Linked DNA regions of Homo sapiens: regions 1 and 2 are each linked to region 3. A link is a loop called in an ENCODE intact Hi-C map of the cell type or tissue named here. Cell type or tissue: psoas muscle. All regions are shown on one strand. Each heading gives the region's core, and the rest is flanking DNA. Links, peaks and the distances in the headings are about the cores only.

What was found. Hi-C counts contacts between places; a loop is a spot of excess contacts. Peaks named below come from ENCODE experiments on the same cell type or tissue, not always from the same donor. Only the 100,000 strongest peaks of a DNase experiment are listed, where the experiment ranks them.
Region 1: a loop joins it to region 3, with 10 times the contacts of the local background. A loop is called at or near these places in 88 of 110 quality-filtered maps.
Region 2: it touches region 3 in a loop (4-fold over the local background); 64 of 110 quality-filtered maps call a loop at or near these places.

Annotation. Positions count from the first base shown.
Region 1 is chr4:52,371,473-52,382,033 of GRCh38, forward strand. No RefSeq gene overlaps it. Among named protein-coding and RNA genes, the nearest start is that of USP46, 280 kb to the right of the region's middle. RefSeq lists enhancers at 5,678-6,226, 6,227-6,774. In psoas muscle, for the core only: a CTCF peak has its summit at 4,835 (motif pointing right); no DNase peak of the experiment used is centred there.
Region 2 is chr4:52,229,797-52,240,357 of GRCh38, forward strand. No RefSeq gene overlaps it. Among named protein-coding and RNA genes, the nearest start is that of SPATA18, 180 kb to the left of the region's middle. In psoas muscle, for the core only: a CTCF peak has its summit at 4,842 (motif pointing right); no DNase peak of the experiment used is centred there.
Region 3 is chr4:52,977,860-52,988,420 of GRCh38, forward strand. The region is part of intron 5 of SCFD2 (sec1 family domain containing 2); the gene reads right to left. Among named protein-coding and RNA genes, the nearest start is that of SCFD2-AS1, 56 kb to the left of the region's middle. In psoas muscle, for the core only: CTCF peaks have their summits at 4,917 (motif pointing left) and 5,903 (motif pointing left); no DNase peak of the experiment used is centred there.

The sequences.
Region 1 (10,561 bases), core at 775-8,774, 610 kb before region 3:
AACCAGAGTCACTGGGGTGGACTCCAGGCATCATTAACTTTTAAGCTCCCCAGGAGATCCCGATATGCTGCCAAGTCTCAGAACCAGTGGTCTAACCAGTGGTATTCAAACTGTGCTCCCCAGACCAGCACTTCCAGGGAGCTTGTCAGAAATGCAAATCTTAGGCCCGGCATGGTGGCTCAAGGTTATAATCCTAGCACTTTGGGAGGCTGAGGTGGGTGGATCACTTGAGTTCAAGACCAGCCTGGCCAGCATGGTGAAACCCCATCTCTACTAAAAATACAAAAATTAGGCAGGTGTGGTGGCGTGTGCCTGTAATTCCAGCTACTCAGGAGGCTGAGGTGAAAGAATCGCTTGAACCTGGGAGGCAGAGGTTTCAGCGAGCTGATATCAAGCCATTGCACTCCAGCTTGGGCAACAAGAGGAAACTCCATCTCAAACAAACAAACAAAACGAAAAAACAGAAATTCAAATCTCAGGCCCCACCCCAGACCTACTGAATCAGAAACTCCAGGGAGAGTTCACTACCCCACAAGCAGCAATCTGGGTTTTCATAATCGCCCTCCACGTGACTCTGCTGCATGCTCAAGTCTGAGAACCACTGGACTAAATCACTCCCAGGCTGAAATTTAGGCAGTTATAGAATGTACTCTTTCTGGCCATTTGCTTAAGAACACTTTTATTCTTGCAATTAATATGTCATGATGCAAATTTCTACGTAGAGAGAATTTTTCATGTGTTCCAGGGTGGATACAGACTGCAAACCAACTTTATCCGTGCCCCCACTCCCCAACTCAAGATCAGAGTGAATCCATTTTTTAGAAAAGTCTAAAATATCTATTTCATGATGTTTATTCAACCAGACTGTGTGGCTTCATTTTGAAAAGTTGAACTGAAAAAAAAGATGGGATGATTAGCCTTAACCAGAGACTTGAATTACAGCAATGAAACACATAAACACACACTTGACTTGAATTATAGCAATGAAACACATAAACACACACTTGACTTGAATTATAGCAATGAAATACAAAAACACACACTTGTGCCTGCATGCACATTCCCACACACATGCACATACTCTCTCTCTCTCACACACAATTCCATGAAGTGAGTATTGGCTGTCCCTAGCAGCACTTGTGGATCTCAGGGACAGGAAGAAATTGGTGGTTGACCAGGAGAGACCTAATATGCAATACTGTATTGCTTGGCACAAAAATCATACAGTCCCAGGTGAGGAAGGATTATCCTGTGACCTTTTTTGTGTAAGAGAAGATTAGACAGACCTGTCTTCAAAGCCAGCTTCTGACACCTACCAGCAGCAAAATAAGAATAATCATTTTGATCCTGTAGTAACAAGTGCTATCAATAAATGGTTTTATGGTTGCTAACTTTATTATTGCTATTCTCATCATCATGGCAGTGGCCACCTGGAGTTCTTCTAAATACAGTCGCCCTCTTGAGACTTGTAAGCACAGAGAAGGATGACCTCATCAAACTGATTTTTCTATCCAGTCCTGATAAAGGGAGGCTTCAAGAAAGCCCGAAAGAGAGGAGAGGTCTGATAAATTTTAAGCACAACTGTCTCCTCTCCAGGCTCCAAAATAAAGTAGAGCACCTGGGCTTCAGGAAATCGTAGAAGAGAGTAATTGCTTTAAGAATGTTATGTCTCTTTTCTTTGTGATATGCTCATTTTTTAAAGTAACATGATGAGTAACAGCCAACACACTAGTGGAAGCCTAAAGGGAGAGAGGAGGTTGCAAGAGCTTATAAGTAGAGAAAGCAAAATGCAGGGGTCTCAGAAGTGATGGTTAATAATCACAACTAACATTCATTAACTAGGCACTTACAATTTGCCAGCCACCCAAAGGACTCCACCTAGTTTTATCCATATATAATCATGAGCCCCATGTTTCAGATGGAAACCGAGCACCGGATGGCTAAATAAACAAAGTGAATGTGGAAATTTGAACCTGAGTTTTCCTGGCTGTGGAGTTACCACTCTTAACGTGCCGAGCAGTGAGGGGTGACCCCTATAATTAGAACCGCTGGAGTCCTTCTTGCCTCTGCTATAAAGACACCATCATGTCCATTGCCATGTTTGGGGGTGGATATGATGGTGTAGGTGCAGGCTCAACTTCAAATGGAAATACAGAAAAATAATTGCAGCATATTGCAATTAGTGTCATCCTGGGGATGTCTCAATGGGAGCGACAGCTGAGCTGAGACCTGAAGGAGTTACCACTGATCAAGAGGGGGCAGAAGGGAATTCCAGGCAGAGGGAACAGCCAGCATGGATGCCTGGAGGCCTGCAAGTATGGCCCTTTAGTAAGACTTAAGTGTTCAGTGTGGCTAAAATGCAGACCAAGGGTTTTGACGTTACCATGGCAACTGAGGAGTCATTAAATAATTTTAAATAAGGAAGGGTCTTGATCAGATTTGAGTTTTAGAAAGATTGTTCTGGCTGCAGCCTGGAAAATGTGCTGGGTTTGGTAGTTGCTGATCAGAGGCAGAGAGACCATGAACAAATAAGTGTTGAGAATTACTATATGCCCATCATTGTTCTAGCGTTGCACTCTGTGGTAAACTAGGCAGCTTGAAGCATGCTCTCCTGGAACTCACATTCTAAGGGTGGAAGGAAAACAAGCAAGTTGCCACAAACACAGAGGCTATGGAAATTGTTCAGGTAAGAGGTGGAGGTCCTCCCTCCTGTGCTTCTCAGGCTATCTACAGTATAGGGAAGGATTAGATTTCCCTAGCTCATCCCAGACCCATATGTGATCCTAATGGGTGTGATTAGTGCACCCTCACACAACATGGGACCCACCACTCAAGTCTGACAACACATGAACTGGACTTTCTTTATTCTGGGAGACACGTTCATTGATTCTGTGTGTAGATGTTTGCAATAAAAGTTTCTAGAGCTCTACTCTCAATTACTTTCTGTATGTTTGTTTGTTTTGTTGTTTTGTTTGTTTGTTTTGAGACACAGTCTTGGTCTGTCACCAAGGCTGGAGTGCAGTGGCGCAATCCTGGCTCACTGCAACCTCCACATCCCGGGTTCAAGCGATTCTCCTGCCTCAGCCTCCCGAGTAGCTGGGACTACAGGCATGCACAACCATGCCCGACTAATTTTTTTGTATTTTTAGTAGAGATGGAGTTTCGCTATGTTGACCAGGCTGGTCTCAAACTCCCGAGCTCAAGTGATCCGCCCGCCTCAGCCTCCCAAAATGCTAGGCTTGCAGGAGTGAGCCAACATGCCTGGCCTCAGTTACTCTTAATCAGGGTGGACTGTGATGCTTCTCCCTGAGATAGAAGCGGATCTGGAGGAAGGCACAGCATTGGAGATATTGACAAGATGGGCAGCTGGTGGAATACAAGAGATATCTGAGCAGGTGAGTATGTGGGCTTGAATTTTAATCCATGAACAGGTGGGAAGTGCAACACACATTGTCATTTCAGTTCCTTCAACTTAAATATGATTCTGATTCACTGTCCTACATCTTAGATCAACTTGTGTAGATGGTAAAGTTCATTGGAATTGACTCACAGTGAAAAGCAAATACTGTTGCTAACTGAATTACGTTGGAGTGCCTACTGAGAATGTGACAGGGAAGGGAGGAGGGAGGAACAGATCTCGAAGCTGCATGGTTCCTGGGATACACAGCGTGATGGACTCGCTCTTGCTGGTAGGAAACTGCATTTTCCCAAAAGGCCCTGACTCTCCAGGGTGAGGTCCTTGGTCTGAAACCCTGAGCAGAAATCCTTGTTCCAGTAGCTGCAGTAGCCCAGGAAGCAGCAGCAGGCCCTGACTTTCTCGTGTTGGGCAGCCTGCTCCGTGGAGTTGGTCTCAGTGGTCTTCCTTCTGCTCTTGCAGCCAAGTTCTTGGGTTCAGGGGTTGGCTTTTAATGGCCTTCCGCCCTGGAAAACGCACCACCCCGGAGAAGCTCTGAACAGAGGCACTTCACAGGCCTGTCTACCCCCAAAAGATGTTTTTTTAACACAGATGGCTTCCAGGGGAAAAGGGCACACAGGCTTTCACCTTGAATCGGGTGCGATTGTGAAGACTGATCCCCAGAGACTTGGCCCTCCCCACCTCCCACCCCCTTCTATCTTCCCTCCACCACCTCATCCCTGGAGGCTCTCTGAGGACCAGTCCAGGCCACACCCTAGCTCTATGGTAGGAAACCCATCAGAGGGTTGCAAAGTGCCTCGCTGTCACCCCAAATTCAGTGCTAAGTGCAGTGCTGGATGCAGTCGCAGACCCTGACATGCTAAGGAGATTGAAGGAAGATTGTGACCCATCACTAGTCCATACCACCAGCAGTGCATGTTGATAATTTCAGAAATCAAATGATCTGGGGAAGCACCATTATAGTATATTGTATTTGTGTGTGTTAAAAAGACCAATTAAGCTGGACGTGGTGTTGCATGCCTGTGGTCCCAGGTACTCAGGAGGCTGAGTGGGAGGATGGCTTGAGCCCAGTAGGTGGAGGCTGCAGTGAGCTATGATCACACAACTGCATTCCAGCCTGGGCAACAGGGCAAGACCCTGTCCCTTAAAAAGTGTTAAAAATTAAAAAATAAAAAAAAAGACCAATAAGCTAAACATGTTTTAAATATCACAATTGCCATTTCTTCATTAAAAAAAAAACCGAGAACCTCAAGTAGTGAAACTTGTCTGACATTGTCTTGTCATCTAGGACACTTGCTTCTCCCTCACCCACCCATCCCTAGAAACTTGTCCATTGATCTCCTGAGTTAAACAGGAAAAAGAAAAAAGAAAAAGAAAAAGAAAAAGAAAGCAATAATTTGACCAGCAGGGGGCAGCAAGAGACAAAAATAAAACAATCGATTTAGCTTCCCCAGCCCCCAACTTTGCCTGAAATTCTAGATTAGAATGGTTTAAATTGGGAAAAGGATGGTGGAGGAGTGGGGATGGAATCCAAACCACAGAATCCAAATTCATAAAGTTAAGTGGATGCAGAACTTGCTAGAACAAGATTTACAGAGGACGATAGCCAGACAGTCATTTTTTTTTTTCTTGAATTCTATGGAAGAAGGCCGCCCAGCAGATATTTAAAGAGAATCTGGCTGTCTTTGACGATGTCCACGAACTCAGTAACATACATGTTATTTGGGAAATATCCTATAGATAAAGATGAAAGAAAGTGGTTCCCTTTGAAAATTCACCCCACCGTGAATTGAAAATGTGGGTCTCACTACGGGGCAGGAGTACCTGGGCAGCTGGGGTGTCTGGCATCCAGCCCTGGGCATCTCAGGACCCACCTGACCAGGTGAGGAGAAGTGGAAGACTCTGGGAAGAAAGATGGGTGGGCCTTGTGGTCCTGGATGGAATCTCTTACTTCCTGATGAATCCTTAATGTGTATTAAAATGTCAACCCTGATACAAAGAAACGTGGACCCTAAGGAAGAGAGTAAGAGGACACAGAGAAGGAAATTGTGGTCGTGGGAGGCTTCCTCATGGGAAATGTTTATTTGGGGTCCTTGGCTGAAATGGTGGAATTAAAAGTCCTGTAGCCTTCAGGACACGTGAGCTTGTGCCTATTACAGGGACTCTGTATTAGTTTCCTAGGGCTGCCATAACAAAAGTACTACCAACAGGGTGGCATGTGACAACAAAAAATTATTCTCTCACGTTCTGGAGGAGAGAAGTCCAAAACCAGTGTGTTGGCAGACCACGTTCCTCCAAAGCCCCTAAAGAAAAATTATTCTGTATTAGTCTGTTTTCAAACTGATATAAAGTACTACCTGAGGGCGCGGGGCCAGGATGGGTGGGTGACTAGAAACAGCCCTGATCGGAGGTTCCATCAAAAAGAAATATAATAAGTGTGTGAGTGCTTCACTGGCAACCAGGGTATCCAGGTTCTCTCATCAGAACTGACTAGGCGGCTGGAGTGATCCACGGAGAGGAAGGAAGAGCAGTGTTGTGTGGTGGCCCACTTAAGAGCCTCCCAGGGCCGGGGAGTGCCCACCCCCGCCAGCCAAGGGAGGCAGTGAGTGAGCTGCTACCCGGCTGGGGAAACAGTGATTTTTCCATGGAACTGCCCAACTCATGGATCGGAAGATCCCACTTGGGAACCCACACCACTAGGGCCTAGCATCCCCACCTCAGACCCTCGCAGATTCTCATCAGCCTCTCAGCTGGAATCTGCTTAAGCCTACGGAGTTTGGAGCTCGGCGGTCGGGGGGTGGTGGTGCGGAGGAGTGACCAGCACCACAGCTGTGGCTACCTGCTGTCTAAGCCCTTTGAGCTCCTCGGGGGAGGGGCAGCAGCCAGCACTGGGACTCACAACAGCCTAACACGCTAACCTTCCTGCGCTGGGGAAGGACAGCCTCCATCTCTATAGCTCCAGGCTGTGCTTTTCTCCTGCTGGAGCCAGGGAGGCTGGACAGCTTGGTCCCAAGATGTATCCCCCACAGCCCAACACATCAGCTGTGGCAGACTGTGGCCAGAGGTTTCTTCAGGCCTGACCCTGACTCATCCTTCCTCACTGGGTGGGGGTTCCCTGCAGGAACTCCAATAACTCCAGCCAAAGACTCAGGGACAGAACCTAGATCTCCCTGGGCCTGAGCCCCTAGCGGAAGGGGTGGCTGCAGTCTCTGTGGACCAGCAGACTTAGCCTTTCCTCCTGGTAGTTCTGAAGGATCCAGGCAGCCCAGATGAATGGGTTTCCCCCCAGCGAAGCACACCCCTTCCACCAAGGGATAGTCAAAGTGCTTCATTAAATGGGTCTTGTTCCCCATGCAACCCAACTGGTGACATTCTAAAAAAGGGATGTCAGACACCCTATACAGGAGCGATCCTATTGGCATCAGGTCAGTGCCCTTCAAGGTCAGAGATGCCAGCAGAAGGAGCAGACATGCATCTTTGCTGTTCTCCAGCCTCTTGAGTGACATCTCTAGGTGTGGAAGTGAACCAGACCAATAGGGCCTGAAGTGAACCCCCAGCAAACAACAGCAGCCGTACAGAAGAGGGACCTGACCATTGAAAGAAAAAGAAACAAACAGAAAGCAACAACAGCAGCATCAACAACAATAACAAAAAAAAAAAACCCATAAAAACCCCATCCAAGGATCAGCAGCCTCAAAGATCAAAACTAGACAAACTCATGAAGATGCAAAAGAATCAACAAAAAAAACGCTGAAAACCCAAAAGGCAAGAGTGCCTCTTCTCCTCCAAATGATTGCAATGTCTCTCCAGCAAGGGCACAGAACTGGACAGAGGATGAGATGGACAAATTGACAGAAGTAGGCTTCAGAAGATGGGTAATAAAAAACTACGCTGAGATAAAGGAGCACGTTCTAACCCAATGCAAAGCAGCTAAGAACCTTGATAAAAAGAGGAATTGCTAACCAGAATAATCAGTTAAGAGAGGAACATAAACGACCTGATGGAGCTGAAAAACATGGCACAAGAACTTCGTGAAGCATACGCAAGTATCAACCGAGCAGAAGAAAGGATATCAGAGTTTGAACACCATCTTGCTGAAATAAGGCATGCAGACAAGACCAGAGAAAAGAGAATGAAAAGGAATGAAAAAAGCCTCCAAGAAATATGGGACTTTATAAAAAAAACCAAATCTACAATTGACTGGAGTACCTGAAAGAGATGGGGAGAACAGAAACAAGCTGGAAAACACACTTCTGGATATTATCCAAGAGAACTTCCTAAACCTAGCAAGAGAGGCCAAAATTCAAATTCGGGAAATACAGAGAACACGACTAAGATACTTCATGAGAAGGTCAACTTCAAGACACATAATCATCAGATTCTCCAAGGTTGAAATGAAGGAAAAAATATTAAGGGCAGCCAGAGAGAAAGGCCAGGTCACTATGCTTTACCTACAAAGGGAAGCCCATCAGACTAACAGAAGACCTTTCAGCAGAAACTTTACAGCCAGAGGACAATGGGGGCCAATATTCAGCATTCTTAGATAAAAGAATTTTCAACTCAGAATTTCATATCTAGACAAACTAAGCTTCATAAGTGAAGGATAAATAAAATCCTCTCCAGACAAGCAAATACTGTGGAATTTTGTTACCACCAGGCCTGCCTTGTAAGAGCTCCTCAAAGAAGCACTTAATCTGGAAAGGAAAAACTGGTACCAACCACTGCAAAAACACACAAAAATATGAAGACCAATGACACTATGAAGAAACTGCATCAACTAGTGTGCAAAATAACCAGATAGCATCATGATAACAGAATCAAATTCACACATAAAAATACTGACCTTAAATGTAAATGGGCTAAATGCCCCAATAAAAAGACACAGAGTGGCAAATTGGATAAAGATTCAGGACCCATTGGTGTGCTGTATTCAGGAGACCCAACTCATGTGCAAAGACACACATAGGCTCAAAATAAAGGGATGGAGGAAAATTTACCAAGCAAATGGAAAGCAAAAAAAAAAAAAAAAAACAGGGGTTGCAATCCTAGTCTCTGACAAAACAGACTTTAAAATGACAAAGATCAAAAAAGACAAAGAAGGGCATTACATAATGGTAAAGGGAACAATTCAACAAGAAGAACTAACTATTCTAAATATATATGCACCCAATACAGGACCACCTAGATTCATAAAACAAGTTCTTAGACTCCCACACAATAATATTGGGAGACTTTAACACCCCACTGTCAATATTAGACATATCAACAAGACAGAATATTAAGAGGGATATTCAGGACTTGAACTCAGCTCTGGCTCAAGTAGACCTAATAGACATCTACAGAACACTACACCCCAAATCAAAAGAATATACATTCTTCTAAGTGCCACATGGCACTTATTATAAAACCGACCACATAGTTGTAAGTAAAACACTCCTCAGCAAATGCAAAAGAACTGAAATCATAACAGTCTCTCAGACTACAGTGCAATCAAATTAGAACTCAGGATTAAGAAACTCACTCAACCACACAATTACATGGAAATTGAACAACCTATTCCTCAATGACTCCTGGGTAAATGATGAAAATAAGACAGAAATCAATAAGTTCTTTGAAACCAGTGACAATGAAGAGACAACATACCAGAATCTCTGGGACACAGCTAAAGCAGTGTTAAGAGGGAAATTTATATCACTAAATACCTACATCAGAAAGCTAGAAAGATCTCAAATCAACACCCTAATATTACAAGTAAAAGAGCTAGAGGAGCAAGAGCAAACTAATCCAAAAGCCAGCAGAAGACAGAAAATAACTAAGATCAGAGAAGAACTGAAGGAGATAGAGACATAAACCCCGCTCCAAAAAAATCAATGAATTCAGGAGTTGTTTTTTTTAAAATTAACAAAATAGATAGAATGCTAGATAGATGAATAAAGAAGAAAAGAGAGAATAATCAAATAGACACAATAAAAATGATAAAGGGGATATCACCACCAACACCGCAGAAATACAAACTACCATCAGAGAAGACTACAAACACCTCCACGCAAATAAACTAGGAAATCTAGAAGAAACTGATAAATTCCTGGACACATACACCCTCCCAAGACTAAACCAGGAAGAAGTCAAATCCCTGACTAGACCAATAACAAGTTCTGAAATTGAGGCAGTAATTAATACTCTACCAACCAAAAAAAAAAAAAGCCCAGGATTAAATGGATTCACAGCTGAATTCTACCAGAAGTAAAAAGAGGAGCTGGTACCATTCCTTCTGAAAGTATTCCAAACAATTGAAAAGGAGAGACTCCTCCCTAACAAATTCTATGAAGCCAGTATCATCCTGATACCAAAGCCTGGAAGTGACACAACTAAAAAAGAAAACTTCGGACCAATATCCCTGATGAACATTGATGCAAAAATCTTCAATAAAACACTGGCAAACTGAATCCAGCAGCACCTCAAAAAACTTATCCACCATGAACAAGTGGGCTTCTTTCCTTGATGCAAAGCTGGTTCAATGTACACAAATCAATAAACATAATCCATCACATAAACAGAACCAAAGACAAAAACCACATGATTATCTCAATAGATGCATAAAAGGTCTTTGATAAAATTCAACATTGTTTCATGTTAAAAACGCTCAGTAAACTAGATATTGATGGAACTTATCTCAAAATAATAAGAGCCATTTATGACAAACCCATAGCCAATATATTGAATGGGCAAAAGCTGGAAGCATTCCCTTTGAAAACTGGTGCAAGACAAGGAAGCCCACTCTCACCTCTCCTATTCAACATAGTATTGGAAGATCTGGCCAGGGAAATCAGGCAAGAGAAAGAAATAAAGGATATTCAAATAGGAAGAGAGGAAATCAAATTGTCTCTGTTTGCAGATGACATGATTGTATATTTAAAAAAAAAAAACATAATCTCAGCTCAAAAACTCCTTAAACTGATAAGCAACTTCAGCAAAGTTTCAGGATACAAAATCAGTGTGCAAAAATCACAAGCATTACTTTACACCAACAATAGACAAGCAGAGAGCCAAATCATGAATGAATTCCCATTCACAATGACTACAAAGAGAATAAAATACTAGGAATACAGCTAACAAGAGATGTGAAGGACCTCTTCAAGGAGAACT
Region 2 (10,561 bases), core at 1,226-9,225, 750 kb before region 3:
AGATTGATGACGGTGACAGCAAACATTGATTGAGAGGCAATGGTAGTGTTGCTTTGTTGTCACTATGTGCACAGACCCGGGAGCCAGACTGCTGTGGCTTTGAGTCCTGGCCCTGACACTTACAACTTTGGGCAAATTATTTATCTCTGTTTCCTCATTTATAAAACTGGGATAATAATACTGCCTGACTCCAAGGGTTGTTAATATTTGTAAAGCACCTAGAACAATACCTGGAATATAGTCAGTACTCTGTACTTGCTTGTTAAATAATTGGAGTAGGTAACACATGCTCTTTGGCTATAGAAAGGTAGAAAGCATTAAATAATATTCTACCAGCTATAGCAACAGTGATTTAAAGACAGAAGAGACAAGAAGGTACAAGAACAAATTAGCAGTGGGAGTCCTCAAACATGAAGTATTGGGGCTTATTTTACAGTGGCAGCTTTAGAAAGGAAGAGATTTGCTGGGCCTTGTGAGAAAAACAATAGGCAAAAATATGATGATAGATTGGTTTAGGAGGAAGAAGCTGGAAAGAAACTTCTAAATTTATAATCTTGAGGGATTGTAAAGATGATGGTACTGTTGACAACAATGGAGAAATTTGGAAAGAGATGCCTGTTTCTGCAGGAAAGACAGGAAACTTAGGCTGTGTCAATATGGAAGCAACAAATTGGCCATGAGAGCTGAGCTCACTATGGCCTGTGCATTTGACAGATGGGCTGCAGCTGAATCAATCGTGATGCTTTGTGAGGATATTAGAGGTGTCTGAGATGTCCCGTGCCATGGTCTAATGGTTTTGCCACCAATGAACACACCACCATTTAGTTTGGGTTTGTTATTGGGGTTCTGCTTCATCCTACCGGCATGTCATGTGTGAATAATCTTGGAGAACAAAATGATATATTGAGCTCTCATACATATACATCTCCAAAGTTTAAATCAATATGTACTTTCATAAGAAAATAGAACTTGGCTGAAAAACGTGATGGTTTTATTTTGATTTGTATCATCTAATATCATGAGATAATAACTTTAGCCAACATTTATATAGTGATTGCCAGGGATTATTATAAGCCCTTTATGCAGGCTAACTCACTTAATCATCACAACAACCCTATGTGGTAGGTAATATTATCATCTTCATATTAAGGTAGAGAAAATTGAGACACTGAGGACACTAGCGGTCTCAGGTTGGATTCAACAGGCTTCTGAGACAAAGAATTGTGTGCAAATGATTTATTAAGGAAATCCTCCTTAATAAAGGTGCATTTTAATAAAGGGGTGAGGACGGGACCAGTATAGGAGAGGGGAGAACAGAAAAGAGAAGAGGAAGAAGGCAAGTAAGGAAGCAATGGTGACAAAGTCTTGCAGAAGGGAGTGTCAGTCTAATCCTGCAGGGGAGCTGTAATGTGTAAGTTATACCTCAAAGTCACCCCATTCCAAAGTAGGAGAGCTAAGCTTTCATGCCTGAAAGTCATTAGTTAAGAGTTGTCTGCCCCAGGAGGATGTACCTTTGGCTTTTTGCACCTATTGGCAAATTGGCTCCAGTTGGTCTAAAGCAATTCTCCAAAGAAGGGCTGCAGATACTGCCTTTTGGATGCAAAAGCACAGTGAAGGTGGAGGATGGATGGGGGAGACATTGCTCAAGAAGGGTAAGGAGGAGACAGACTCTTGCAGAGGATGACACTGTTGGCCTCACCAAAGCTTCAGGGTCCCAGCAATATCTGTCACATAGTTCTAGGGGATCAATCAACCAGACTGATTTTTTTTGTTGTTGTTTTAATTTTTCAGTTTGACTCATCTTCATACATGCAGATGGATCTAAGATGTGTAAATCCATGTGTGTACACACACATAGACATAAGCACATACATGCGATACATATGCACTGAGAAAATGCAGAGCTGATGCAGCCCAGATGTTATTTGTCAGATATCACAAACTGGTATGAGTTGAATGCAGCCTACAGCCATTCTTGATTTGGCCCTTTCGGAGTTCTTAGAAAGTTGAATTAATAGCCAATATTTTAAAAGTTGGGAGATGTCAATCAAAACTCCAGATTCCTGACTTCTCCCCACATTCATGCCTCACATAATTTGCTGGAAGTGAGTCGCAGATGATGCCTCTTGGAACAGGGCATGTGCTGCCCAGTTTGCCACATTCTTTATGGCCCCTGCTTATCATTCAGACATCATCACTCTACTTGGCTTCTGTGAACATTTAAACTCACAACTCTTATTATATGCAATTTCTTGAGCATTTCCATTCTCATTTGTTTCTCGAGACCAACAACTCATGCCAGATAGTCATAACTTCTTTCTCATTTCTATTTCTAGGTTTTGTGCTAGGTTTTGATACACTTTGAGGGAAAGTATACTATTAGGTTAATTCTGTCAATGTAGACAGCAACCAAACCAGGTGGCTGTTTAAGCTAGAATGACCTGGGTTGGCTTCTACATTGATGAGACTAATGCAGCAATTGCCAAACTATTCCTTTGCTTATTATGCCAGGACTTCTATTGGCACAAAAGACAAATGTTAAGCATAGACAACATTTGTAGATGACAAATTCCAGTTGTTTACTGCTCAGATAAAGATGCCCTAATCAATCTCTCAGCAAGTTCTAATATGTTCATTTTCCATGTCAAAGGCTATGAAATAGATATGAAAATGAAATCCTGAGTTGGATGGGAGTTTAAGTAAATTATAATTTTCTGGGAGTTTAAGTAAATTATAATTTTCTGGTTAAGCAAATAATTATATTGTTTCAGCAAATCATCATTTCCCCTGTATTAAAGCCCTTTTTCTTTGCTTTTAGCATTCCAATGAAAACATGTCTTAATGGGTCAAATATTAAAACTGAATGCCTGGAAATATCATAAGTTCTAAACACCTTCCATCGCAATCTCATTTTAAATTTTCTGGAGTGTTCTTTTGAACATTTTTTCTAACCAACTCAACATAAAATGATCAGATTTTTTAATGAGCTATTAAAAAATTTATTTTTCTTCAGGATGTTGAATGCTGACTACTGGTCAAGGAAGAGCAAATGTCTGTTCTCTTTGCTTGCTTTTTTTCTGAGACAGAGTCTAGCTCTGTTGCCCAGGCTGGAGTGCAGTGGCACGATCTTGGCTCACTGAAACCTCTGTCTCCCGGGTTCAAGCGATTCTCCTGCCTCAGCCTCCTGAGTAACTGGGAGCCAACCACCACGCCCAGCTAATTTTTGTATTTTTAGTAGAGAGGGGGTTTCACTGTGTTGGCCAGGCTGGTCTAGAAATCCTGACCTCGTGATCCTCCCGCCTCAGCATCCCAAAGTACTGGGATTACAGGCGTGAGCTACTGCGCCTGGGCTGCTTGCTTTTTAAGTTTTAGTTAAAGGAGCTGAGATTATATTTTTTAAAATATATGAAAGTAGACTAGGTGTGGTGACTCACACCTATAATCACAACATTTGGGAGGCCAAGGTGGGAACATAATTTGAGCCCAGGAGTTTGAGACCAGCCTGAGCAACATGAGGAGACCCTGTCTCTACAAAAGAAAATTAGAAATTAGCCAGGCATGGTGGCAAGCACCTGTAGTCCTAGCTACTCAGGAGCCTGAAGTGGGAGGATCCCTTGAGTCATTTGGTCTGGTCAGAAATCTGAATTGGAACTGCAGTTATCCCTAAATAAATCCTTTGAAACCCAAATGAAAACAAACATTCTCTCCCATAAAGTTATCTTCACTCCTTAAATGCAAAAATAGCTTTTTCGCTGGGCGTGGTGGCATGGCCCAGCTAGTCAAGAGGCTGAGGTGTGAGAATTGCTTGAACCCAGGAGTTTGAGGCCAGCCTGGGCAATATAGCAAGCCTCATCTCTAAAAAACAAACAAAGAAATCCCCCAAGATGCTGTCTCCCTGCAGTTATTCTTCTTGTAAATTATTCACTATTTGTTTGGATTTATTTGAACTCCTGCTTTTTGTTTGTTTTCTGTTTTTGCTGTTAAATGGAAAAACTTAAAATCAGATGCTTGGTATCTGCTACCAGCATAAAATAGACTAAGGAGAAAATCCTAAGACACCCTTTTGGATGTTTGTTTTCTAAAATCTATCTATCTATCATCTATCTATCTTTCCATCCATCCATCTCTCTGTATGTAGACTTGTGTGTGTGGGGGGGGGAGGGGGGTGGGTGTTTGTGTGGGTGTTTTTTTATTTGTTCAAAAAAGAAGGAAAAGGATATCAGGGACTCTGCAATGCTTTCCTAGTTGGAGTTCTTCCCTTTTGTATTTACTTCCAACTACCATTTTTGCTAGGGAACTTGATATTCCTAATTCGTGGTTTCATAGGCCAGTGTAGCATAAATCCAGAGAGACATTCAACTCTAATTTCTATGGGGTTAAGCTAAGACCCTGCCCCTTTCTCCTTCCCTTCTCCCAAATGAGGAGGATGTCCACATTTACCTTTGGAGGAGTCTTTCAGTGTCCTCTGAAGCTGGGAAGGCAGAACTGTGGGTGGAGAGGGGAGATTTGCAGGGAATCAAGGTCTGAGATCATAGAAGACTTGTTTTTGTCCTGATTCTGCCCTCAGTGGGCATGTCATCTTAGGAAAGTCACTAAACCTCTTTCTCTAAGCCTCTGTTTTCCCCTCTGTGAAATGAGATTGATAATAATGTTTCTGTTTTGCTTGCAGGGTTACTGTAGAGAGAATGAAGGAAGATGTTATATAAGAAAGCCCTTTGTTAAAGGACTTACTTGCTATGGTTTCCCTTGACCAATAACGATACATACATAGTTGACTTTTTAGGACATGTAATAAAAGACAGTAGGGTATCGCATTTCATAGATGATCATTATGCCTTTCTGCACTAGATGTCAGTAGAGCTCTATGATTCAAAAGGCTCCACTACCTGACCAGGAATAATCTGTTCTTGGAAAATTTTCCAAAGCAAACTCATTGTGTTTTTGCTTATTTTGCATTTCTTACCTAATGGCCATGAATTTGTGTGTCCTCGCCCTGCACCCACCCTCATCCACCCAACTAGAATTCCTCTTTCAGCACAATTTTCTGCTGTGTTGGAGCTTCTCTTTCTTCATTTTCTAGGGAAATTTCTACAAAAACCATTCTTTTTCAAGAGTTTGTTTAGACAATGTGAAAGCCAAAACAGAAAGTCCGAAGGCTATAGGGCAAACTCACAAAACAATTTAGAAGAGTTATTGCAGATGGATTTAGTGCTTTTAAAATTAAAGGTCGCTTAAAAAAAAAACTGTCTGCATTCATGTTTTTTTCACCATCCTGTTGTTGTTGCCATATTTTAGTTTTCCAGCTATGATTTATAATTTAAAAATAGAGCTGAAATACAAGAGTGGTGCTTTCCCTTACCCAGAAATGCTTAGCAGAAGAACCCTCTGTTTTTCAAAATGCTGACTTGTCTCTATAGAGAAGAAAAATAAATCTCTGAGAACCATAGCTCTTTTTGCTTCTTGGAAATAGCTAAAAAGTTCAAGCTAAAGCCTGGCTTTGGACCCATGTCCATCCTTTGGGGACAGTTATGTTCTTTCCAAAAAGTGCAAATTTACTTATGAAGCAGGTCCATGTTTTAACTGGCTTATTCGATCACAGCAGAATTCACTAATTTAATTGCTTCTTTGACTTTCAACGTGAAAATCATTTACCAGCATAAAAATTTTAAAAAGTGCAAGTTGTTGTTAGGATTTTTATCTAAGAATGAAAGGAACTTAAAGTGTCCAGTGTCTGAGATTTTCCAAGATGATCTCTGTTTTACATTCAAACATAGGGATTTAAAAGTTAAATTGCTTTGAAGTGAGACTGAACACCTGATTTATTTTCAAATGCCACTTTAAAAAAATCATTGACATCTATTTACATAAGGCTATTGCCAATTTAAAGAAAGACACAGAGGCAAAATTAATATAGAGTTGATTTGGGCCAAGGTTGATGACTTACCCTGGGAAACACTGGGAATTGCTTCAAAGAACAAAGGAGAGACTCAAGTTTTCAAAGAAAAAAGGACAAATCAGGAGAAGGGTTGATTACAAAACTTGTTTTTTAGGAATTCTCATTGGTTTACAGAAATAACATTGACTCCTGATTGGCTATACATTGTTGAACTATAGGGTGTGAATTATGATGTCCAGCACATAACATTGTTGGGTTAATTTATGGCTACTCAGTGGCGACGCTCAGTCTAGAGCCCATATAGCAGGGAGATTACTTAGCTCCAGGGTGAGGAGTGAGATGTGACTGCTGTCACATTTCATTGCCCCTCTGGGCCTGATCATTTAAAGGGGCTCACATTCTTTAAATAAAAAGTTTCTTTTATTTCTCACTTTTCAACAGTTTTATGTTCCACTCTGTGCAAATTATTGTTTTTTGAATGAAAATGAGTTAATCATTTTTATTGAGCATCTATTATGAGATAGGTACTGTGCTAGAAGTTGAAGATAAATAATGAGCAAACCTAGCTGTCTTGGAGCCTACAGTCTAGTGGGGAACAAAAATATAATCCAGTAACCACAGAAACAAATGAAAAATTGCAAATCTAAGCTCCCTCATCTTTGTTTCTGCTTATTTATTTTTAAGTACTTATCACCCTCTGACATTTATATTTATTTGTTTTTTTTTATTGCCTGTTTCCCATCGTAGAATGTCAGCTTCATAAAAGGAGAGATTTTGTTCTGTTCAACAATGTTTCCTGAGTACCCAGAACAGCATCTGACACAGGTGCTCCATAAATATTAGTTGAACGAAGGCATTAATAAGAAGTACTCAGTGTTATGAGATCCTAGACTAGAAGAAGTTGATCACATCAGCGAGGTTAAGAAAGGCTTAACTGCAGAAGGGATGCTTGAGTTGAGAAGTCAGCAATGACCAGGCTGAGAAGGGAGAGAAGACCATTCAAGGCAACATGGGCAAAGACCTCATGGCAAGGGGGAGCATGAAAAAGATAAGAAACAGAAAGAAGGCTTGAGAGGCAGAAGAAGAGAGACTGAGCAAAACAGGATTGCAAAGTGAAATAGGAAAGGAAGGGAGGGGCTAGACCTTGCAGATTCTCATAGGCAGAATTAAGAAGTTATCCTTATTCTAAAAACAATGAAAAGTCATTTGAGTTTTTTAAGCGGGGATGAGGGGTGGAAGGTGATGACTTAATTAGATTTGAAAAGATTACTCTGACTTCAGTGTGGTGAATGGACTGGAGGGTGGTCCAGAGTGGAGGTTGCAAGCCTGGCTAAAAGGCAGTGGTTGAATTGAGTGATGGGAGTAGTTTGAACTTGAGTGCTGGTGGTGAGGATTGGAATAGGTGGATGCAGAAGTCGATGAGTCCATAGCAATTTAAGAGGTAAAACCAATTAGACTAGGTGAAGTGTTGGATAAAGAGTGAGAGAGAAGGAGGTATTAAGGTTGAGCTGAAGTTTAGGGCTTGGACAATGTGGGATGGTGGTGCCATTCAATGAAATAGGAAACCCTGGAAAAATATGAGGTTTGGCAGGAAACATGATGAGCTCAGTCTTAGTTCAGTTTAGATAGGTTTCTTTGGGGCATCCAAGAGGATATATTAAGTTGAAGATGGTCTGAAGCTTGGAAAGCCTGGGCTGGGGCTACAAATACACGATCATTCCACAGATAGTAATTGAAATCGTGGGTTAGAGACTAGACTGGAAAGTGGAGAGGATTGTTTGATATAAAGATATCTGGTTTTAAAGAAAAGGATGAAAACACAGAATGCAGACAGATAAAGCTCTGACGTAAGTGAGTAGGCCTGGGCTATCCATGCCCACAGCTGAAAAGCATTAAATGAGATTTGATGCTAACTTGGTAGAGCATTCAATGAGCCACAGAGAGCAACCTATTAGACCTATCGGACCTTTCTAGATTCAAGCATCCCTGAGAATCAACTTCCTCTTCCTCATGAGACAGAAGACAAAATCTCATGGTATTTTCACCTTGATAAAGTACTTTTACCAAGCCCGTATTTTAAACATTATTTCTTTATAGTATGTGTATATATATTAAAAAATAGACCCACTGTTGTATTTAATCATCTATTAATTTTTCTTTCTTTTTTTTCTTTTTTTTCAGATTGTGATTTAGGTCTATTCTATTATTATTATTATTATTATTATTATTATACTTAAAGTTTTAGGGTACATGTGCACAATGTGCAGGTTACATATGTATACATGTGCCATGCTGGTGTGCTACACCCATTAACTCATCGTTTAGCATTAGGTATATCTCCTAATGCTATCCCTCCCCCCTCCCCCCACCCCACAACAGTCCCCAGTGTGTGATGTTCCCCTTCCTGTGTCCATGTGTTCTCATTGTTCAATTCCCACCTATGAGTGAGAACATGCGGTGTTTGGTTTTTTGTCCTTGTGATAGTTTACTGAGAATGATGGTTTCCAGCTTCATCCATGTCCCTACAAAGGACATGAACTCATCATTTTTTATGGCTGCATAGTATTCCATGGTGTATATGTGCCACATTTTCTTAATCCAGTCTATCATTGTTGGACATTTGGGTTGGTTCCAAGTCTTTGCTATTGTGAATAGTGCCACAATAAACATACGTGTGCATGTGTCTTTATGGCAGCATGGTTTATAGTCCTTTGGGTATATACCCAGTAATGGGATGGCTGGGTCAAATGGTATTTCTAATTCTAGATCCCTGAGGAATCGCCACACTGACTTCCACAATGGTTGAACTAGCTTACAGTCCCAGCAACAGTGTCAAAGTGTTCCTATTTCTCCACATCCTCTCCAGTACCTGTTGTTTCCTGACTTTTTAATGATCACCATTCTAACTGGTGTGAGATGGTATCTCATTGTGGTTTTGATTTGCATTTCTCTGATGGCCAATGATGATGAGCATTTTTTCATGTGTCTTTTGGCTGCATAAATGTCTTCTTTTGAGAAGTGTCTGTTCATATCCTTTGCCCACTTTTTGATGGGGTTGTTTGTTTTTTTCTTGTAAATTTGTTTGAGTTCATTGTAGATTCTGGATATTAGCCCTTTGTCAGATGAGTAGGTTGTGAAAACTTTCTCCCATTTTGTAGGTTGCCTGTTCACTCTGATGGTAGTTTCTTTTGCTGTGCAGAAGCTCTTTAGTTTAATTAGATCCCATTTGTCAATTTTGGCTTTGGTTTCCATTGCTTTTGGTGTTTTAGACATGAAGTCCTTGTCCATGCCTATGTCCTGAATGGTAATGCCTAGGTTTTCTTCTAGGGTTTTTATGGTTTTAGGTCTAACTTTTAAGTCTTTAATCCATCTTGAATTAATTTTTGTATAAGGTGTAAGGATAAAAAGATGTATAAAGTGATATTATTTCTTGAGCATTTAAATAAAAATCTTAAATAGGCAGTTGACCAGACACTTTAAAATTAACATTTATAATCATAGCATACATTAATTGAGGGGTTACTATGAGCCAAGTACAGTTCTAAGGGCTTTACAAGAATTACTTCTTTATTCCTGTGTAACCCTGGCAGGTAGTTAATATCATTCCCATTCGACAGATGAAGAAACCAGCACAGCAAGGTCAGGTAACTTGACCAAGGTCACACAGATAACAAGTGGTAGAGCCATGATCTGAACCCAAGAAGTCTCCTTTGGAAGCAATGTTATAACTACTGTGCCAGGCTTTATCAAAAATTTACCATGTACATGTTTTGTTTTGCATTTTGGAGAAAACACAGAACCTTTAGTAAGTCTCTTATGAACCACTTGGTGGTTTGCAGATGCTGGTAAGCATTAAAAATCTATTTAGGCCTGCAACCTGGTACCTGACTCAAATTCCCCTTGGATTGTCTGGGATGAAACAGCCCAGAAAGGCCCTGGATCCATTGTGGCTTGTGGAATAATACGTGATACCTTGACTGAGTTTTAATATAATGTTTTGGGGCCTGTTAGTCATAGTCGAGAGATCATTTTCTTGACTCAAAACAGGGGTGTGTCCAGACATGAGGGCACAGGAAAAACATTTAGTAAAATTCCCCTTAAAAAATGAAGGTGGAAGATTTGATGGTTTATGTCATTTGGCCAAACTTTGGAGTAGATGTTGCAGCCAATGTTTAAATAACACCTCCAATCCTAACAACCAAAAGGGCAGCGACCCTTTTTCTGATACCACTACTCTCAGGTGTTGATCTGTAGCCCTCCTCTGGGCACGATGGTGACATCATGCACTCTCGGGAGGCACAGGAAACCCACTGATCCTGCTCCTTTTCTCTGTGATTTTTCCTTTGGTTCCTGTTTCCTGCCACACTCCCTCCCCTTCATCACAGCTCTCAAATCCTGCCACGTCTGCTCACTCCTCCAGCCGCAGTATTTGGCAAGGAAACGAAAATGGAAATTAATTTGAATTTTGATTCAGCATAAGGACTTCATTTCTGATTTCTGGTCACTCATCATCTGATGAATGGTAGGAAGAGAAGACAGAAGAGTTTCTGAACAGTAGGCTAAATTTTGAGAGCAACCAGGATGACCTAAAGATTCTGTAATTCATTCCTAAATTTGTTCTAGAGCCTTCCCAATTCAGTAAAAATAAAAACTTTTAAAATGATA
Region 3 (10,561 bases), core at 1,018-9,017:
CACAGACTTCGTCTACGGCAGATGAGAAAAGAGCCCATCCACGTTTTTGACAGGTGTTTGGTTAGAAGCCTGGAGTCAAGTATGAGATTGAAAGGGTAAGATTCAGGGTGATTTTATTACTTGTTTATTTTCTGTCTGTGCCCAACAGCTCCACAGAACAGAGATTTAAACAAAATAGACTGTTTTGTTCACTGCTGTATCTCCAGTCCTTGGAGCAGTTGCTGGCATGTAGAAAGTGCTTGTTAATTACTTGTGGAGAAGGTGAAGCATGGAATGAAAGGAGAATTGTGGAGAGGGCAGCAGGGTAAGCAAACAGTCATCATAAGTGAGGAAGATACAGAATCTGGAGCTTGGAGGACAGCAGGCCCAACAGAGAAGCTGTGAACACAGAAAGTCACTCCCAGAGCAAGGGACTGTGCTCGCAGGTCTAAACAGAATTCTGCAGGATGCTGGCCCTGTTCTCCCAGTGTTTGATGCTACTCTCTGATGACCCCCTAGGCATTTCCAACAAGCATTCTAATTAGCATCTGCTAGTAAGGCCTGAATTATGTATATCTTAGCCCAACCTCCTCATCTATAAAATTGAAGTAATGTATCTTTCAGGGTTGTTGTGACTATTACATTTCAGTAATACATGTGAAGTATGCAGCACTTGGCAATGATTAGGACTCAGCAAATAGTAGTTATTACTGTTATTATAAAATAATACAGATGGTTTATTTCCTTAAGGTTTGTTTTTAGATTGATTTCCTAAATATTGGATGTTCATTGTGATTAGTTGTTTTGGAAAAATAAAGAGGCATGTTTTGCTTTAAAAAATGAAGAAAAAAAAAAGAAAGGAACAGTAGATAAACTTACCTGTGACATTGATCTTAGGTAAAATGTATGCTTTACAGAGCAAGCCCCAGAATATAGAATCAAGGCATTCACAACTCTGGCCCCCTAAGAGTGAAGCAATACTAAAAATGTGGCATATTTGATAAGTATCACATATAAGGTAAAGCAGGGAAAAAAATTAAATCCCTAAGAAAAATGTGTTTAGCCAGTGTAACCTGTTGGACTGGGTTTGTTATTGTTGTTTTGTAGAGATGGGGTCTTGCTATCTTGTCCAGGGGTCTTGAACTCCTGGCTTCAAGTGACCCTCTCTCTTCAGCCTCCCAAGGTGTTGGGATTACAAGCATGAGCCAACACACCAGGCCTTTTTTTGGGGGGGGGAGTAGTTAAGAGCAAGATAAAATAGAAAATACATAATTGGACCCAAAACAGGCTAAGAAAATGATCCTGCCATACTCTAACTGCCTGTTCCCAGGAGGCTTTTCCCAAGGGACTCCCAAGACTCCTAAGAGACCTCTACAGATGGGTGTGAATAATACACCAGCGGTGCAGGTTTTCTAGGGGCTGATGCAATGACACAACCCACTCTTTTCTCTCTCTTCTATTTGAGGGTGCTCTGAGCTTGTCTTTACAAAAAGATCCATATACAAATATTTTTTCTTCTGTGTCATTAAAAGTTCACACTTACATGCCCTGTGATGAGTATTTCAAATATATATATATTAATAAAATGAAGTGCTTTTTCACAACTATTAGGAGACTCCATTTTTATGTACCGTATTTCACTGAAAAGGTGTCTTGGGTGATTGAAATCATTAATTCAGAAATAACAAGGTCAGTCTTGCCAAACAGAAGACTGCAATAACACAAAATCAACATAGGATTCTGACATTTATCCTGGCACTGAACTGCACTGGGCTATGTTATTAGGAACACAGTTTGAGTTAATTGGGATTAACTCAGTAAATCCCAATTATTTACACTCATAAAAGGATGAAACACACTTAATAGGACAAAATCACTAATCTGAAATCATGTTTATTTTCCCTTTGGAAAGCAGTTAGAGACACATATCCAGAGACATAAAATAATCCGAGTTGATTCCCCACCCCTCTTATTTCCCCTCTGCACACCTACCCAGGCCAGAAACCTAGCAGTTAATCAAGTCCCTCTTTATTGTCCTTACCCATGAGATCTCTTGTTCCCCAATATCTGTCACCAGTTTCTTCTCTGTTCCCCTCATTTAGGTTCTCATCACCTCTGGATTACCTCTTGTCTTGTTCTGCTCAGAGCCATTGCACAGCACAGGTCCAAGGGGGCACTGTGTCATTTACACTGACTACAAAGTGAATGGTGCCCCTTGGGGTTGGCAATATAATGGCCTTGCCACCTGCCTTCCTTCATTTGCCCTCTTAGTCATCTTTTAATGCAAACATGGTAATGGTGTTCCATTTCTTAAAATCTTAAAAATTAATGGAAATGATAATGTTGAAGATGATAATAATAACGGCAGTTACATGCCACATGCCATGCACAATGCTACCCAAGCATTTTACATTTGTTAATTTGTTTAGTTCTTACAGCAATTCTATGAGGCAGGCACTATGATTATTCCTGGTTTACAGATGATGGAAGAAGGTTCAGTGTTGAGTAATTTGCCCAAGGTCATACAATTTCTATGGCTCCTTTTCACTTGGAGGTGGAATAACCGTAGTTCAGAGCATGACTCAAACAGTGGCTTACCTGGGCTGAAACCTCATCAGCTGTTGAGCATTATATGAGTTAGATCATGTAAAGTGGTTTTAGTGAGGCCCCCAAGTTAGCTCATGTTGTTATTATTAGTATTTCAGGATACAGCTCAAATTTTTTGGAGAGAATACGAGACATACAAAGTCCTTCATGACTTGGTGCCTGCATCTCTTTCCAGCTTTGTCTCTGGCCACAGACACTTTTGTATTTCAGTTGTTTCCCCAAAGGACACTGCTGATGCACTTCTGGTTTCTCTGCATACCAGAATCCTCTTCCTGGGACACTGTTTTCTTCTTTGACAGGTAAATATTATTTACTCATGACACTTTGTCTGATCCCTCCATGGTGACAGAAGCACTTTGTTACCCCAAAGCACACAGCGCCTTCTTCTATTACTTCACCAGGTTTCTGACATGATATTTTTGCATATAGATCTTCCTGCTGGACTGTGAGTTCTTAGAGAGCTGGGCCCAGCATTTGCTTATTACATAGCCTATATTGGTGTAGTGCCTGGCATCTGGAAGACACTCAGCAAAATGCACAGAACTGGATTGAACTGGCATGGGGTTGGCTCAGTTTATAAATAAACTGAATTTTAAAAATTCACCTTCATTTTCTGCGGTCCACTGATTTAAGAGCATCTAATTATTTATTATCTGCTATAGGCAATGGAACAATTCTAGTTTGGATGTCTGACAATCTGAAATTAAAAACTTGACAAGAGTGTGCTGCTGATGAGAATAGTATAAACCTTGAAAATGCACTTATAATAAAGGATGGTTAGAATGCCAATGAACATACAAACTCACATGGAGCTGGTAAATTCAGACAGAAACTAGTGAGAGAACAGTAAATTTGCTTTCTAAGAAAGATGAAGTCTCCTGCCCTGCTTTAATTTTAGGCTTTAAGCATTCTCACAGGGTATACACATCCCTCTATTAATTGAAAACATTGCTGGTTAACATGTATGTCTCAGTTTCAAAGCATTTTATAGTTCTATACTATACTTGGAAAATATTTTCCAATGGGCCTGTGGCTAACCTTTCATATTATGTCAGGGTCAGTGCTGAGTAGAGGGTTATTAGAAGATAAATTCAAGAGAACTGCTATTTTTTTTTCTAAGAAAACAGGAAGGTCATTGCTAGAAAGGATCAAGGTCCTTATTTTAGAGGAGAAAATCAAGGCCCAGAAGGTTAAGTGACTTCCTGAAATCACACAGCTTTCAGGCAGGGGCAACACCACACAGGAAGGCCCCGAGTCAAAAAGAATTTGGAAGGGGTACAGGGTGAGCCAGGAGAGACGGTCAGGGCTTAGAGAGCCACTACCAGGGGTTTACATTATATTCCAAGATGAATGGGCAGCAGTTGAAGGATGTCACACAGGGAAATGCTAGGATCTGGTCTGTGTTATCAAATATAAATACACTACTACTGTTGGGAGGAGAAAGACCAGCTGGAGGTTCTTACAGTGTGCAGACATGTGATGATGGGGGCCCAGGTGAGAATGTGACAGTGGAACTGGAAAGAAGGAAATGGATTTGAGATGTATTTTAGAATTAGAATCAAGAGGACTTACGGACAGTAAGGAAGAGGAATGGATCAAGGATGACTCTTATGTTTCTGGTGTGGGTGGATAATGGTACTGTTTATAAGCTGGAAAGATATAAGAACAAGGAACCAAGATTCTGACTTTGGACATGTGGTTATGGGAGGCTAGAAGTGGAAGCCATACAATGGAGGCTGCACTGCATGGTGTCTGTCACAGCATAAGCATAATGGTGGTGGTTATTTTCACTGTAACTCTCTCCATCACCCGAGTAGAGTTACTATGGCCAAGGGGAAACAGATCAGAATTGTGATGTAGTTTGTACACGGGCTAGTTTGACTGCATAATGAATGGTAGACACATTTATTGGTAAATTGATGCAGATGTCTTGAATGTTGGGTATAAATAGGCATTCATTGAAATCACACTGATTTTGATGACTCTTCTACATAAGTAGTCAGAGATCTGCTTTGAATTACAGCTATTACTGATGACCTAAATCTTATGCAGAATTTGTTACCAAATTTTTCTACTCCAAAGTAAGCAGTTTTGACTTATAATAAACTACTTATCAGTATAAATACTAGCATTCCTATTGATAGCTTATTGTTTGGATGTTATTTATCCAATCTCTAAAAATTGATTCATTTATAAGATAGTTCAAATTGTCTTCCACTGTCAGTGGAAACTGAATATCACCTTAAGAGAATATGCCTGATACTGTTTTGAAGCATGTTGATTTTCTACCAGCTATGTGCTCAGACACTCCTCTACTGCTCTCTAGTGTCCATAATTACTCAGCAGACCTTTAAGTTTGCACATGTAGCAATCCACTGGGGAAGAAATAAAAACCTTTATCTATACTTCATCCCAATTTATTTTGGGAGATGTACATGCCATAAGTAGTCAAAATAATAATCCACCTGGAGCAGTAAATATTTTCAGAAAATCCATTCTCATGGATTTCCAGTGGGCATTATTTACAATCATGATTCTCTAACCTCTCAGAGAGGTTATTTTTATTGAGTTCCAATGTGAACTACTTGGTCCCTTGGTTTGTTGTGCTGGCTTTTGACAGTGTTATGGTTCAACCTATACAAGGTATTGTTTCAGTGCCTTCACAATAGACCTGGATGCTTGCCAGATAACATAATCTACAAAGTGCACAAATAAAGGAACAGAGGGGCACGATAACTCTTTGCCTAGCCACATGAGAGTACCAGATCTGATAAAACCAAATTCAGCGTTCAATGTATATATTTGTCATTTCCAACACCCATAGAATAAGATTTTAAGGACGGATACAACTAAACATCACAGTACAGCAGAGAATTGTGGTGATATTTATGACTCTTGTGTTAAGTGTTTCCAAGAGAAGGAAAGCCACATTTTAAAGCAGTCAAAATAATTTAAAAGCTGTAATTGCGTGTGTATATATGTATGCACAAATGTTCAAAGGAGATGTATTTACCTTAGTTTAGTGGGGATTTATCTCAAATACCAAGATCTAAATTAAGCTGCTTGTTGTAGTGGGTCTTACAATATACTTAAATAAAAAATAAATAAATAAACTGCTTGAACAGCCTACATTTTCTAGACAAGTGCTATTTTTCTTTATCTACAGAATAAAGTGGTCTGTTCCCAGTTCCAGGAGCTGAGAGCTCAGTTTCCAGGCCCTCTTCAGTAATTTGCCTATTCTAATTTATAGAACCTAACAATTCCCATGTCTAAAACTGTGAAACCCATCTAGATAATGAAAATGGTGCCCTCTGCTGGAAAGAATCAAGAGGAACTAGAGTGACAAACCCTCTCCTTTCTCGTGTTGGTTTCATTACCTGGAATATGGAAAAGAAACATTTATATTTGTTTTAGGAGTTAACCTAGTATCCTTGCCTACACCCTTCTTAAGATAGATGCTCCATCAATCTCTTCTATCCTGGAGAATTTAGGCTGTTTTGCCAAACATTTCTTTTCTGAAGAGAAAGCCTCACCCCAAATATTGACTCCCACATAGTTTTTGACTGAGTAAATAGGGTTATTAGTTTACCACTTCTCTGCAAAGCAGTTGGAGTACCTGTGTACATGAAGGAGAATGTAAGAGAATGGTGGATTGTTCAAAAAGCATCTCAAGCCTACTCATTGCCCCTGCCAGGTTCCCAAACAGGAAGCCACTAGGGTGGTAAATATAACCCCAGTGGGTGAGTTACTCCAAGGGCACCTTTTGTAAAACTCTGGAGGCTATATTGGATATATTCATAGTGAAACAAAAGGGTTGAAGTTGAACATTTACAATATTAAAATCACTGACATAACAAAGTGAAGAATTTGAGTGTTGTCTTTAATAGGAACTTTTTCTGCTGCTCTATAAAATAAAGACCTCAACACTGTGCCACAAAGCCATCATTGTCAAGGGTGTTCTATCAACACTGCTATGAGGATCCAACCCACTTTTAATTATTTATCAGGGAAACAAAAGAGTCACAAGGTGACTGACAGTGGAATCAAATGCTTTCCAATAGGACTAGACTCATAAAAGAGCTTACAAAGGTTTAAGTTCCTCTGAAGCCAGGGCCCCTTTGGTGTATATGTGACCTAAGAGTGACCATTATATAATAGAATGAATGGGAAACTGCCTGTTCACCATGAATCCTAAACAAGTCTAAGTAGTTCTTCTTGTTGAATCATCAACGACAAATCCTTAGGTCGGCAGAGGCCTGAAGTCATTTGTCATCCAAATATAAGGGGAGAGAGGCACATAAAGCCATGTGCAATGTTTAACCTCAGGTTCCAAGTATTTAATTTTGAGTCCTCTTTTCCTCATGGGCTGTCTTCAACTTTCCAAAACAACTTTAATGAAATGCAGCTGGATTCTGTACCTTTTCCAATAATGCAGGAGACAGGAAAAATGATTTTGCTTACTTGCCTACACTTTTTATAAGCTAAAGTGTGAATGAACTATCAAAACCTACTGAAACTTATTAAGCTGAATTCTGTCACCAGTAACACATTTTATAGCTTTTAAAAGAAAAGCTATGGGGAATTTTGAGTAGGACATGGGTATTTAAAAACACAGTTCGCTCATTTAATTGGGAGCTGTACAGCTAAGCTTCAGACAATTTAAGTTTTAAAATTTCTCTTGGGGTTTTAAGGGTATTGATCATAAAATACTTATTTAATACTGTTTGACTGTGTGACTGCTCCTTCGCAGTAAGGGTCATCCTTGCCCTGCTCCCTCCCAGGTATGAAGAGTGGGACATGGTATTCAGCATGTGTTAGTGAAAACACAGAAACAGCCAGCATTCTTCTGAGTACAGTTTTAGGACCTTTCTGCTGCAGTGAAGTCATTTTGGTTATTTCCAGTAAATATTTATTTCATTTGGCACCATGCTTAGCTCCTTATTTATTAATTAGCATTATGTTTCATTCTAATGCTAAAATAGAAGGCTTTCAAGTTATTGAGGATCCCAAATGCATTTATAATAAAATGCTAATATCATCTTTGTATCTTTGGGGATTTTGGTGTTGATAAATTTGAGGGTGTTTTGGAGAGGTTTCTAGCACCATATAGCAGCATATTATAAAACCATGGCAGTTTTATTCTATTAAGAAATCACACCCCCAGACGTATCTGAAAAACTTCCTTTGGAAGATTGCAAAAGGCCAGATGCAAATTTTTTGCTTAAAAAATTAGTCCAGGAATATAAATATCAAATGTTTATGATTTTAGAAGGTCCAAATATCTGTCTGGAATTCTGGGTTGAAGTTAGCAGGTTAAGGTCAAGTTTTTTTGAAAGTCTCTCCAAATATGCAACAGATGACACTGCAATTCCAGCTGTGTTCACCTATTCTTAGAACAAAGCCCTACATGTACTAGGAAATTTCCAATCAGATAAGAAAAACACCAAAGAGAATGGGTAGATTGGTGAGGTGCGGGTATATGGACATTTTTTTTTAAGTGCTGAACAAATCGCCAGGAAATAATTTCTTCGAAGACACTGAGAGGACAGAATTAGCATACAATTCCTTTACATATTCTGTTTTTGCACCTGTCCCCCTGTGACGTCGCAGTCAAGCAGATCTCATGTTAACCGGCTCCCTGGCTTTGGTAGGTGCCTGGGGCTGGAGGCTGGCTTCCACCTCTTCCCTCCAGAGCTGAGCCTCTTTGCCCCGTGAGAATTACCTCCCCACCTTTCTTCCCTCTGCCCGTTCCCTGAGCAATTTAGAGGGGAAAAAAGGGTAAAGTTTTTTTTTTAATAGTCATCGAGTATATGTAAGATTTTAAAACTTGTATCCTCCACTTTGGGTATTAAGGGAAAGCTCAATGATAAGAATCTAATTCTGCAACGTTTGTGGCTAATAATGACGGTGCAAGTTCAAAATTACTCTGAGCTTGTGATAGAAGTCAATAAGTATTCTCTCAGCAACTGTTGTGGGCTGGGTGTTACAGGGGATGAAGAGAGAAGAAAGACACTACCTTCATCTCAAGCTTAGGATCTTCATGAAATTTTTTTTTTTTTTTTTTTTTTTTTGAGACGGAGTCTCACTCTGTTACCCAGGCTGGAGTGCAGTGGTGCGATCTTGGCTCACTGCAAGCTCCGCCTCCCGGGTTCACGCCATTCTCCTGCCTCAGCCTCCCGAGTAGCTGGGACTACAGGCGCCCACCACCACGCTCGGCTAAAATTTTTGTATTTTTAGTGGAGATGAGGTTTCACCATGTTAGACAGGATGGTCTCGATCTCCTGACCTCGTGATCCACCCGCCTCGGCCTCACAAAGTGCTGGGATTACAGGTGTGAGCCACTGCGCTCGGCATGGGATTCTTAAAGTACCTAATTTAAGTTTTTAAATTTCTAGACTACAAGAAAGAATTCAGTAGTTGTGGTAAATGAGGTTAAGATTCTAAGCCATATGATACTGACAATATTTGAACATTTTTATCTATAAAATGGGAGTTTCATGTGGCTCAGCCCTGGTGAGAATTTAGAGCTTGATACATAATGTTCTATAATTTTTAGTTGCAAAATAACAGTAGTTTGAAAGGATTTTTTTTATTATTTTTTTGAGACGGAGTCTCGCTCCGTCGCCCAGGCTGGAGTGCAGTGGTGCAATCTTGGCTCACTGCAGCTCCGCCTCCCAGGTTCACGCCATTCTCCTGCCTTAGCCTCCTGAACAGCTGGGACTACAGGTGCCGGCCACTGCGCCCAGCTAATTTTTTGTATTTTTAGTAGAGACGGGGTTTCACCGTGGTCACGATCTCCTGTCCTCGTGATCCGCCCGCCTCGGCCTCCCAAAGTGCTGGGATTACAGGGTTGAGCCACCGCACCCGGCCTGAAAAGATTTTTAAAATAAATGACCTATGTGTCACTCCCTTTCTTCTTTTGTTGTAGTTATTTAATATCATTTGTTTTTCTAAAATATAAATGAGTAAACTTTCATTTTCAAATGGCCATTCCTTTCTTCACAAACTTTCCGCCTCAAAACAATGCTTTTCTAGATCTTGCTCTCCTTTTCATCTCCTTTTCCTTGATGTCTCCAGAGTACAGACTCCTCTGGAGTGTCTCTTTAAACAGAGTTCATGGAAAGGTGAGCCATTTCACCAAAGAAAGGGGAGAGTAGAGGACTGGCAATGTGCCATTATCATCAGAGCCTCTTGTAAATCAGAATATGTGATAAGTTCTTCACTGAACTAACTCCAAGCAGTAGTATCTCTGTTCAGATTCATTTATCTTGATTTTTTTCATTTACTTGACTTATTTTTGTGCTTTTTACATTGTTAACTGAGATGGCAATGGTACACACAACTATTCTGCTATCCACAAAAATAAAACAACACATAAAACGCCGCAATGCAATTCCCTCTCATCAAACTGATCCACTGTAATAGCTAGGGTGTCATTTCCCCCATGTGGAGGAACTGCAAGTGAGACAGCACAAGCAATGGGTGTCTCAGAAGATCCTACCAAAGTGCATATGAAGAGAAAGTGCCAGGTTGAAACGTCTGCGAAGATCAGAGAGTGTGACACCAGCTCATTACAGTGTCAGACAAGTAAGGACTTTCCAGTGCTTCCCTAAACTCTAACCTTGCAGAGGTCAGAACCTACAATTCATCAGCTGTGGGAGGAGAAGGAGAAACCTTATGTGAGGGAGAGAGAAGGAGCCAGACACACCTCCCGTCATCAACTGCAGCACACAGAAGCTGGGAGAGAGAAAATGCGTTAACTGTAAATCACACTCCGAGTTTTGACTATGACATGGAGTTGGACTTACAAATTAGCAAATTAAGACTGTTTGTATTCCTTAAGGATGAACAGAAAAGTTATGGCCTCACCCAAATATTCATCCTGGGGTAGGGGAAGAACTGGATCCCATTGAATAATTTAAAGAAACAGTGAAAAACAAAATAATGTTGCTTTAGGACCTAATCTTACGAACCA